2 separate regions of the Mus musculus genome follow, and region 2 is linked to region 1. The links are chromatin loops, found by intact Hi-C in ENCODE. Cell type or tissue: gastrocnemius. All regions are shown on one strand.

What was found. A loop is a pair of places that touch in the nucleus more often than their neighbours do. Peaks named below come from ENCODE experiments on the same cell type or tissue, not always from the same donor. Only the 100,000 strongest peaks of a DNase experiment are listed, where the experiment ranks them.
Region 2: it touches region 1 in a loop (5-fold over the local background); 6 of 42 quality-filtered maps call a loop at or near these places.

The regions. Positions count from the first base shown.
Region 1 is chr13:100,490,968-100,494,967 of GRCm38, reverse strand. It overlaps Gtf2h2 (general transcription factor II H, polypeptide 2), which reads left to right and starts at 2,359. Exons shown (of 16, transcript NM_022011.4): 1 at 2,359-2,511. In gastrocnemius, CTCF peaks have their summits at 394 (motif pointing right) and 2,295 (motif pointing left); DNase peaks (open chromatin) are centred at 1,955 and 2,358; H3K4me3 peaks cover 1,512 bases; H3K27ac peaks cover 866 bases.
Region 2 is chr13:100,831,888-100,835,887 of GRCm38, reverse strand. Slc30a5 (solute carrier family 30 (zinc transporter), member 5) reads left to right here and starts at 2,461. Exons shown (of 16, transcript NM_022885.2): 1 at 2,461-2,787. The coding sequence starts at 2,711. In gastrocnemius, a CTCF peak has its summit at 2,296; a DNase peak (open chromatin) is centred at 2,404; H3K4me3 peaks cover 1,995 bases; H3K27ac peaks cover 1,847 bases.

The sequences.
Region 1 (4,000 bases):
ACTTAGAGGCATTTGGATGAGGGCGGAAGAGGTGACTCAGTGGTTAAGAACTCTGGCTGCTCTTCCAGAAGTCCTGAGTTTAATTCCCAGCAACCACATGGTGGATCCATAATGGGATCTAATGCTCTCTTCTGGCATGCAGGTGTACATGCAGATAGAGTATGCATAACTAATTTTTTTTTTTTCGAGACAGGGTTTCTCTGTGTAGCCCTGGCTGTCCTGGAACTCACTTTGTAGACCAGGCTGGCCTCGAACTCAGAAACCCGCCTGCCTCTGCCTCCCGAGTGGTGGGATTAAAGGCACACGCCACCACACCACCTGCTTAACTAGGTCTTTTTTAAAATTTTTATTTAATGTCTGTGTGCTCTGCTGCATATACATCCGCCTGCCTGAAGAGGGCGTCCGATCCCACTACAGATGGTTGTGAGCCACCATGTGGTTGCTGGGAATTGAACTCAGGATCTCTGGAAGAGCAGCCAGTGCTTTTAATCACGGAGCTATCTCACCAGCCCTAATTAAATCTTTTTTAACCCTAACAGAGGCTAAGGTTGGCAAATCTCTGTGAGTTCAAGGCCAGTCTAATTTACAGAGCTAGTTCTAGGATTGCCAGGACTACACAAAGAAACCCCGTGTACACCAAACAAAAAACAAAACAAAAAAGTATTGGGTTGTTAAGGCTCACTTTCTTGCAGCCTTTCAAATTAAACGCTTTTTGTATTTCAGTTACACTACCCAAGCTGTTCCCAGATTTTCTAACTTCATTGTGCCAGCCAGCTATGGACACACACACACCACACTCAGGGAGGGAGAGGGAAAGAGAGAGGAATAGAGAGGGACTTACACGAGGTCTTATAATACAGCCCAGGCCAGTCTTGGGCTTGTAATCCTGCTTCAATCTCCCTAGTTCTGGTATAATCGGTATGTACCACCACACCCAGGTTTTATTCAATTCTTTCTTTACGGTTGTTCTTAGTTTCACAGCTTGAAAAGGTATTTCACTAGGTAAGATAATTTTATTGTTACTTTATATGTGATTGGAATATTAGTCATAGTTATACTGAGACTACCATGATTTCTGTGCACATTTTGTTTTGCTTTGGTACCCTGTTAACAAAGTTTTAATAAAAACCCCCTGTTCCAGCAGTCCTAGCAGACTTGTCTGGCCACGCGTCTCAGTTTGCCAAAGAGACACGTAATGATGAATGACAGAGAAAAGGGTTTTATTAAGGTGGCCATGATGAGAAAAACAGATAAAGGGGTTTGCATATACCAAGTCTGTCTTCGAGGGGCTGAGATGAACTTTGACATTTTATAGAAAAGGGAAATGGGAGGGGCTTGTGGTGTGCATAGATGACAGAGCCTGTGGTCTGGTCAGGTGATCTGGTCAAGGCATGGGTCTGATCACTTATGCCAACAAAGGCCTTGTTTCGCAAGGGTTTCTGGAGACCTTGCTAGTGATGTCATTACTCCGAGGCAGACTGTTTATGGCGAGGTAGTTACCCCAGCGCCAGCTTTCAGCCTCCCCACCATACGTAGTTGCCCTCATGTGGGAGGTGATCTGTCCTGCCAGGCTTGCTCTTTGCTTGGGAGTAGTCTCGGTTCCACGTCATAAGGATGTTTACAGATCAGTCTTGCCATTCCTTGTGTTCAAGAGAACTACAGAAGAGAGTGAGTGACTTAGCAGGAAAATTGTTTTTTAAAAAAAAAAGTCAGAGAATGGTGCCCTTCGTCTTCCTAGCTCAGTCTTAGTTTCTAAGACTATTTTACAGAGCCAAAGTTATGAGTGGGAAAAGTTCGAATGTGTCTTACTTCTATTCACAAATATGCTTAGATGTATTTTTATTTTATTGGGGGAATCCTCTTATTTTTGGGTTAAAGAGCATGCTTGGCGCTCGTGGGGGTGGGGCGGCAGGTGGGGCTATGGCTATGCAGTTAAGAGCACTTGTTGCTATTCCAGAGGGTCCGGATTTGATTTCCATCATCCACATGGCAGATAGCAAACATCTGTAACTTCAGTTCCAGGGGATCAGATGCCATCTTCCGTCCCCTGCCCCAACTAGGCACGAACATGGTGCACAGACATGCACGCAGGCAAAAACATCCAGATACTAAACAAAACCCAACAAAACAAAACCCACGGACAAAAAAAAACCTCCCTAAACGCATGTATAACGTATCCAGAACTTGTAGTTTTAGCTGTTTGGTCTATAGAAATGCACCCCACAGCAGAAATATTGGTGAACTGGAAGGCAGTTACGCTCTTGGGCACCACTTGCTCCCTAGCTCCCTCTTCTGGCAGCAGCTGCCCTCTGCCGCCGGAACATTTTTTTTTTCCCGTGGCTCCAGCGCGCTGCGGAAGAATTTTGGCGGCGCACTCAGACTGCCGGTACTTCCGGTGAGGGTCGTCTCGTCGAGGCTGGTGGGTCTACGCGAGGAGACCTGCGGGGTCCTGAGGCTGTGGAGGGCTGGAGTGAGGCGGACAGGAGAAGAAGCCTGGAGCTGAGGACCGAGGTGCAAAGCCCGGGTTGGCCTCGGGGGGGACCTGGAGGGCGGAGGGGGTGGGGGCGTGTGCAGGGAGCGCGGCAGCTTCCGCCTGAGGAAAGTTCTCGCTGCAGGGCTGCCGTTTGCCGTGAGTCTGTGTGGCCCGAAGCGAGTTTGCAGCCCCGAGCTGTCCCTCTCTGAACACGGGGGACAGTAAATCACCCTTGACCTCGGGCCAGGCAGGGTAAGGCGAGGCAGAGCCTCCGCAGTGGCCATGCGCGCTGCGGCTCGCGGGTGCACGCGAGGAGCTCACCGTGAGCATCTCCCGGGGCGGCTGGGTGTGATGACGGAAAGTCTAAGAAACGGGTGATCTGGCTGCGGCGTGGGGACTTCTAACTTCTCCCCGGTTGGATTCTCCATCATAAAGAGGCCCCGTATACCCAGCCAAAAAGTGTGCGGCGTTTACTCGTTGCTTCTCATTTTCTCTGAATTTAAGAGAGTAATAGAAGAGTAAAATATAAAGCAAATGTTGATGCGGTGGAGCAACATTTAAAAAGCTTAAAAGTAATATTATGCGAACTGTGTGTGCACACGCACACACGTGTGCTGGGATCACAGGTGTATTCCACTCTGCTCATCCTGAACAGAAATTTTATTTATTTTTAATTAATTAATTAATTAATTTGGAGATGGTTTCTCTGTGTAGTGTTGGCAGTCCTGGAACTCACTTTGTAGACTAGGGTGGCCTTGAACTTTAGAGATCTGCCTGCTTCTGCCTTCCGAGTGCTGGGACTAAAGGTGTGCTCCACCACAGCCAGGCTCATAGTTTTGTTATTTTTTAAAATTATTATTTTTTTTTTATTTACAGTTCCAATGTTATCCCCTTTCCTGGTTTCCCCTCCGAAAACCCCCTATTTCCTACCCCTTCCCCTGTTCACCAACCCACCCACTCCTGCTTCCTGGCCCTGACATTCCCCTATACTGGGGCTTAGAGTCTTCACACGACCAAGGGCCTCTCCTCCCATTGATGACAAACTAGGCCATCCTATGCAGCTAGAGCCATGAGTCCCACCATGTGTACTCTTTGGTTGGTGGTTTAGTCCCTGGGAGCTCTGGGGGTACTGGTTAGTTCATATTGTTGTTCCTCCTAGGGGGCTTGCACACCCCTTCAGCTCCTTGGGTACTTTCTCTAGCTCCTTCATTGAGGACCCTGTGCTCTGTCCAATGGATGGCTGTGAGCATCCACTTCTGTATTTGGCAGGCACTGGCAGAGCCTCTCAGGAGGCAGCTATATCAGGCTCCTGTCAGCAAGCTCTTGTTGGCATCTGCAATAGTATCTTGGTTTGGTGACTGTATATGGGATGGATCCCCAGGTGGGGCAGTTTCTGGATGGTCATTCCTTCAGTCTCTGCTCCGAACTTTGTCTCTTTAACTCCTCCCATGGGTATTTTGTTCCCTCTTCTAAGGGCTCATCCTTTTAATTTTTTTACTTTTTTGGTTTTCGAGACAGAGTTTCTCT
Region 2 (4,000 bases), 340 kb before region 1:
ATGCACACTCGTAAGCGAGACACTCCTCTACATAAAATCAATTTTTAAAAATGTTCCCCACAGGCTCATACACTGGAGCTCTTGGTCCCCAGCTCGTGGTGATGCTTGGGTAGGTTTAGGAGGAGTGACCTTGCTGAAAGAAGTATGTCGCTAGGGATGGGAAGACGTTTGAGGCTAAAAAGCCGACTTCTGGCTTGCTCTCTGTGCTTCAAGCTTGTAGTTGAAGACGTGAGCCCTCGTCCTCCATTTCCTGCCACTCTGCCTGCTGCCACCGTTCCTCGTCCTCCATTTCCTGCCACCGTTCCTGCCATGACAGGCTCCTGACCCTACGGAAGCATAAACCGAATACCCCTTCTTCTGGAGGGCACCTAGGCCATGGTGTTTTATAACAACAGAAAAGAAACCCATATACATGATGAGTTTAAAAAACAACAAGATCCCAATGAAACACACACACACACACACACACACACACACACACACACTAAAAACAGTCGCAGTGAGGCTATGTTGTATTGTCAGTCTTTTACTTGCTTCAAACAGGAATGTGTGCGTCTGTAGCTTCTCCAGACTGTACCTGCCTCCCGGCTCGGCGTGTAGCGTGAAAAACCTTTACTGAGGTCTCAAGTAAGAGTGTCAACCCCTAAGGTTTTCTCTTTCTTCTTCCCTTCCCTTCTCCTCCCCTCCCACCCCCCCACCCCCTCTCCAGGCAATCTTTTAAACCCTGAGGCTTTCCCTGTGCTGGGAAGAGCACAGGCACTTGCCACCAGTCTAACTAAAAGGTTTGTTCCTTGTTTCTTCTGCTTCTGCTTCTGTTACTTCTTCTTCTGCTTCTGTTACTTCTTCTTCTGCTTCTGTTACTACTTCTTCTTCTTCTTCTTCTTCTTCTCCTTCTTCTTCTTCTTCTTCTTCTCCTTTTAATTTATCAATATGAAATGACTCACAAACTCTTTGCCAGCCTTTCCTGTTTATCAGATGCTCTTTGGAAAACCTCCAGACTTTAACATGTTACACTGTCAGCTGAGTCTTGCTCTCAGCTTGCTAACTACTCTCTACCACAGATTAAAGGTAAAGCCTTTGCTAGCTTGCTCACATACATGTCACTTGGACTCTTTGTGTGTGTTCAAATTCAGTAGAATAGTATCAACTAATTATGATTTGTCCTTCTGGAAACCCCACTTTCTCCTTCAAATCACCAGTCCAAACCTCCCTCAGTAATAATAGCTAACACTTACTGAGTAATACTAAATGCCACTCACATTCCCTCTGAACAGCTTTATAATATAGATATTACTATTCCTACTTTCCGGAAAGGGGGTGTGTGCCTATAATGCCAGCACTTGGAAGACAGAAGCAGGGAGACCAGAGTTCCAGTCCGTCCTTAGCTATATATCAAGTTGGAAGCCAGCCTAGGCTACATAAGACCTTGCCTCTATATAACAACAACAAACGACGAACGGGAGGAAAACTAAACAACAGATAGGTCAAGTGACTACAATTGTTTATTTCTTTTCTTGTTCCTTTTGAGACAGGATCTCACCTTGTAGTCCTGGCTAGCTTAGAATTCAGTATGTAGACCAGGCTGGCTTCAAACTGCCTCTGGCTATAATTGGGATTAGAAGCATGCGCCACCATGCTGACCAAGATGTCCACAATTATTGAGACTCAGACCAATAGAGACCCAGGTACCTGTAAAAAAATAGCTTTTATATAGATATGTCTACACTAAGTAATATCATTTCAAAGACAGGATTGAAGAAAATCAATATTTTTAGAAAGGGAATAAAATTGTTTACAATAGCACACCTGTAGCCCCTTCCTTCTGTGTTCCCTCTCACACACTTGAGCAGGTTAGCCTGTACTCCTGCCCAACAATTAAATCCACAAGCAGTTGCCTTTCTCCATTGTTTTAGCCTCCCACTCTGCGTTATCGTATCATCAGAAATCCAAAAATAATAATCTCTTTGTGGGAGTCACAGGCACTTCAAAAAACTTTTAGCTTTCTCATTAGAAAAAAAAAAAAAAAAAAAACAAAAAAAAACCGTTAATGCACTTGAGTTAGCAACGCCTATATGTGGCTCACGCCTGAAATTCATCATCCAGGTTTATGAGGCTAGCCTGGGCTACATGCTGAGTTCTAGGTCTATCTGGGCTACAAAGTGAAGCCGTTTAAGAAAGAAGAACCCTGAAGCAAAGGGCTAAGCTCTGTTTGTTAACACAAATATGCATTTTCTAGGGGACCATCCATCCATCCCTCGAGCGAGGAGAACACGCTGTAGCCAAGATGGACCTTAGGTGGCGCTGCAGGGACCTCTTAGGGGCTTCTCTTGAAGACGCGAGGAGGGGGCGGGTCGAGCGGAGCCTTCCCAGCGGTGGGAGGAGCCTGAGTGAAGCGAAGCCACGTGTCCACCAGCGCGCAGGCGCAGGATTGGTCACTCCCCCGGGAGTGAGGGCTGCCGGGGCGGATGACGTGGCCCGGTAACGTTCCTGCCCGTACGGCCTCCGGGGAACGGCGCTGCCGGAACAGCCCGCGGCCTAGTCCCGCCCAGCGTGCGTGTGCCTGCTTGCCGAGCCCGGGCTAGCGGCGGAGACTGCCGAGCTTGCGAGGACGCTGCTGACATGGGGGAGTGACGCGCCTGCGCCCGCGCTTCCGCAGCGGCGGCGAGCCATGAGGAGAGCCCGCGGCGCGGGCAGCGGCTCCTGAGCCTGCATGGAGGAGAAGTACGGCGGGGACGCGCGGCCCGGGCCCGGCGGTGGCCTCGGGCCGGTGGACGTGCCCAGCGCCCGGTAAGGTGGGATTCCACGGCCGCCGGCGGTGCGGACAAGCTTCCCGCCTTGCTCGGACCCCGCGGGCTACCTCTGCGGTCCGTGGCTTGAGATCGGCGAGCGGGCGGGAGTCTGGGCTCGGGACGCACTGCCTGCCAGGTTCCAGTCCCTAGAGAGAGAGGATCTGAATGTCCCTCCCTGCCACTTAAGTAACGCAGGGCTCCGTAGCCTGTCCCACGGCTCGCCCAGAGGATATGCGCAAGGTGTCACCGTCTCAGGCGAAGAAACCAAAGTACAAGCCGATGAACTTGGGTATACAGCACAGCAAAAATGCAACCCTGTCATCGAGTTTTCGTTGCCGTGGTTTTGTGGGGAGAGGTGGGGGCTTATTCTAATAGTACGAAATGTACGTTCCCCCTCTCCCCCAAAACTCATGCCGTACGGGGATTCGTAGCGTGGAAATTCTTTACTTTTCCTCCAGCCTAAATTATTTTCCTTTTCCTAAAGCCTCTAGCCAGTTGTGCCCTTAGGTCCTGTCCTAAGTTCTGAGGTGGTGTTAAATAAAGCCCAACAATTTCGTTCAAACTGGTTAGCAGTATGTACGATGAGATTTCGTGATTGTTTTTGAAAAGGTTCTTAGACCGTGGTTACAGCGATACCAGCTAACTTTTGTCTGGGGGGGTGGGGGTGGAACCCATATGCCGAGTAGAATTTAAACCAACTGCGGGATTTGCAGAATGCATTTGGTTTTCTGTCTATTTTCAGCAATTCATTTATAGCATGTCACGTGTCAACCAGTGACCATAAAACAGCTAGATGCAGAAGGGGCTAGTGCTATGGTTTGGTAATAAAGGGAAGTAATAGAAGGGACAAGACTAGGTCAGGTCACAAAATTGGACTATGGAGACAGATTAAAGTATCAGATCTTTGTTAAATTTCCTGTTGATAACTCCAGATTTCATAGCAGAGTTGCCATATTTTTAGGAAATACAAGGGTAAAATGTGATATACTTCATTTACTCTCAAACAGTTCAAGGATGGGGGGGGGGGGAGAGTGAGAGTATAAATAGTTTAAACGTGGTAAACATCCTTTGCCAACTTACCTGTATTATTTGCTTGGCAGAGTTGCCCTTCTATCGTAGGTTATTACAGAATTCAAATTTTGACTCAGAGCTGGCTGAATTTCAAGGGATTTCAGGTTTCCAGAGTTTTCTGTATGCTCGAGCACTGGATC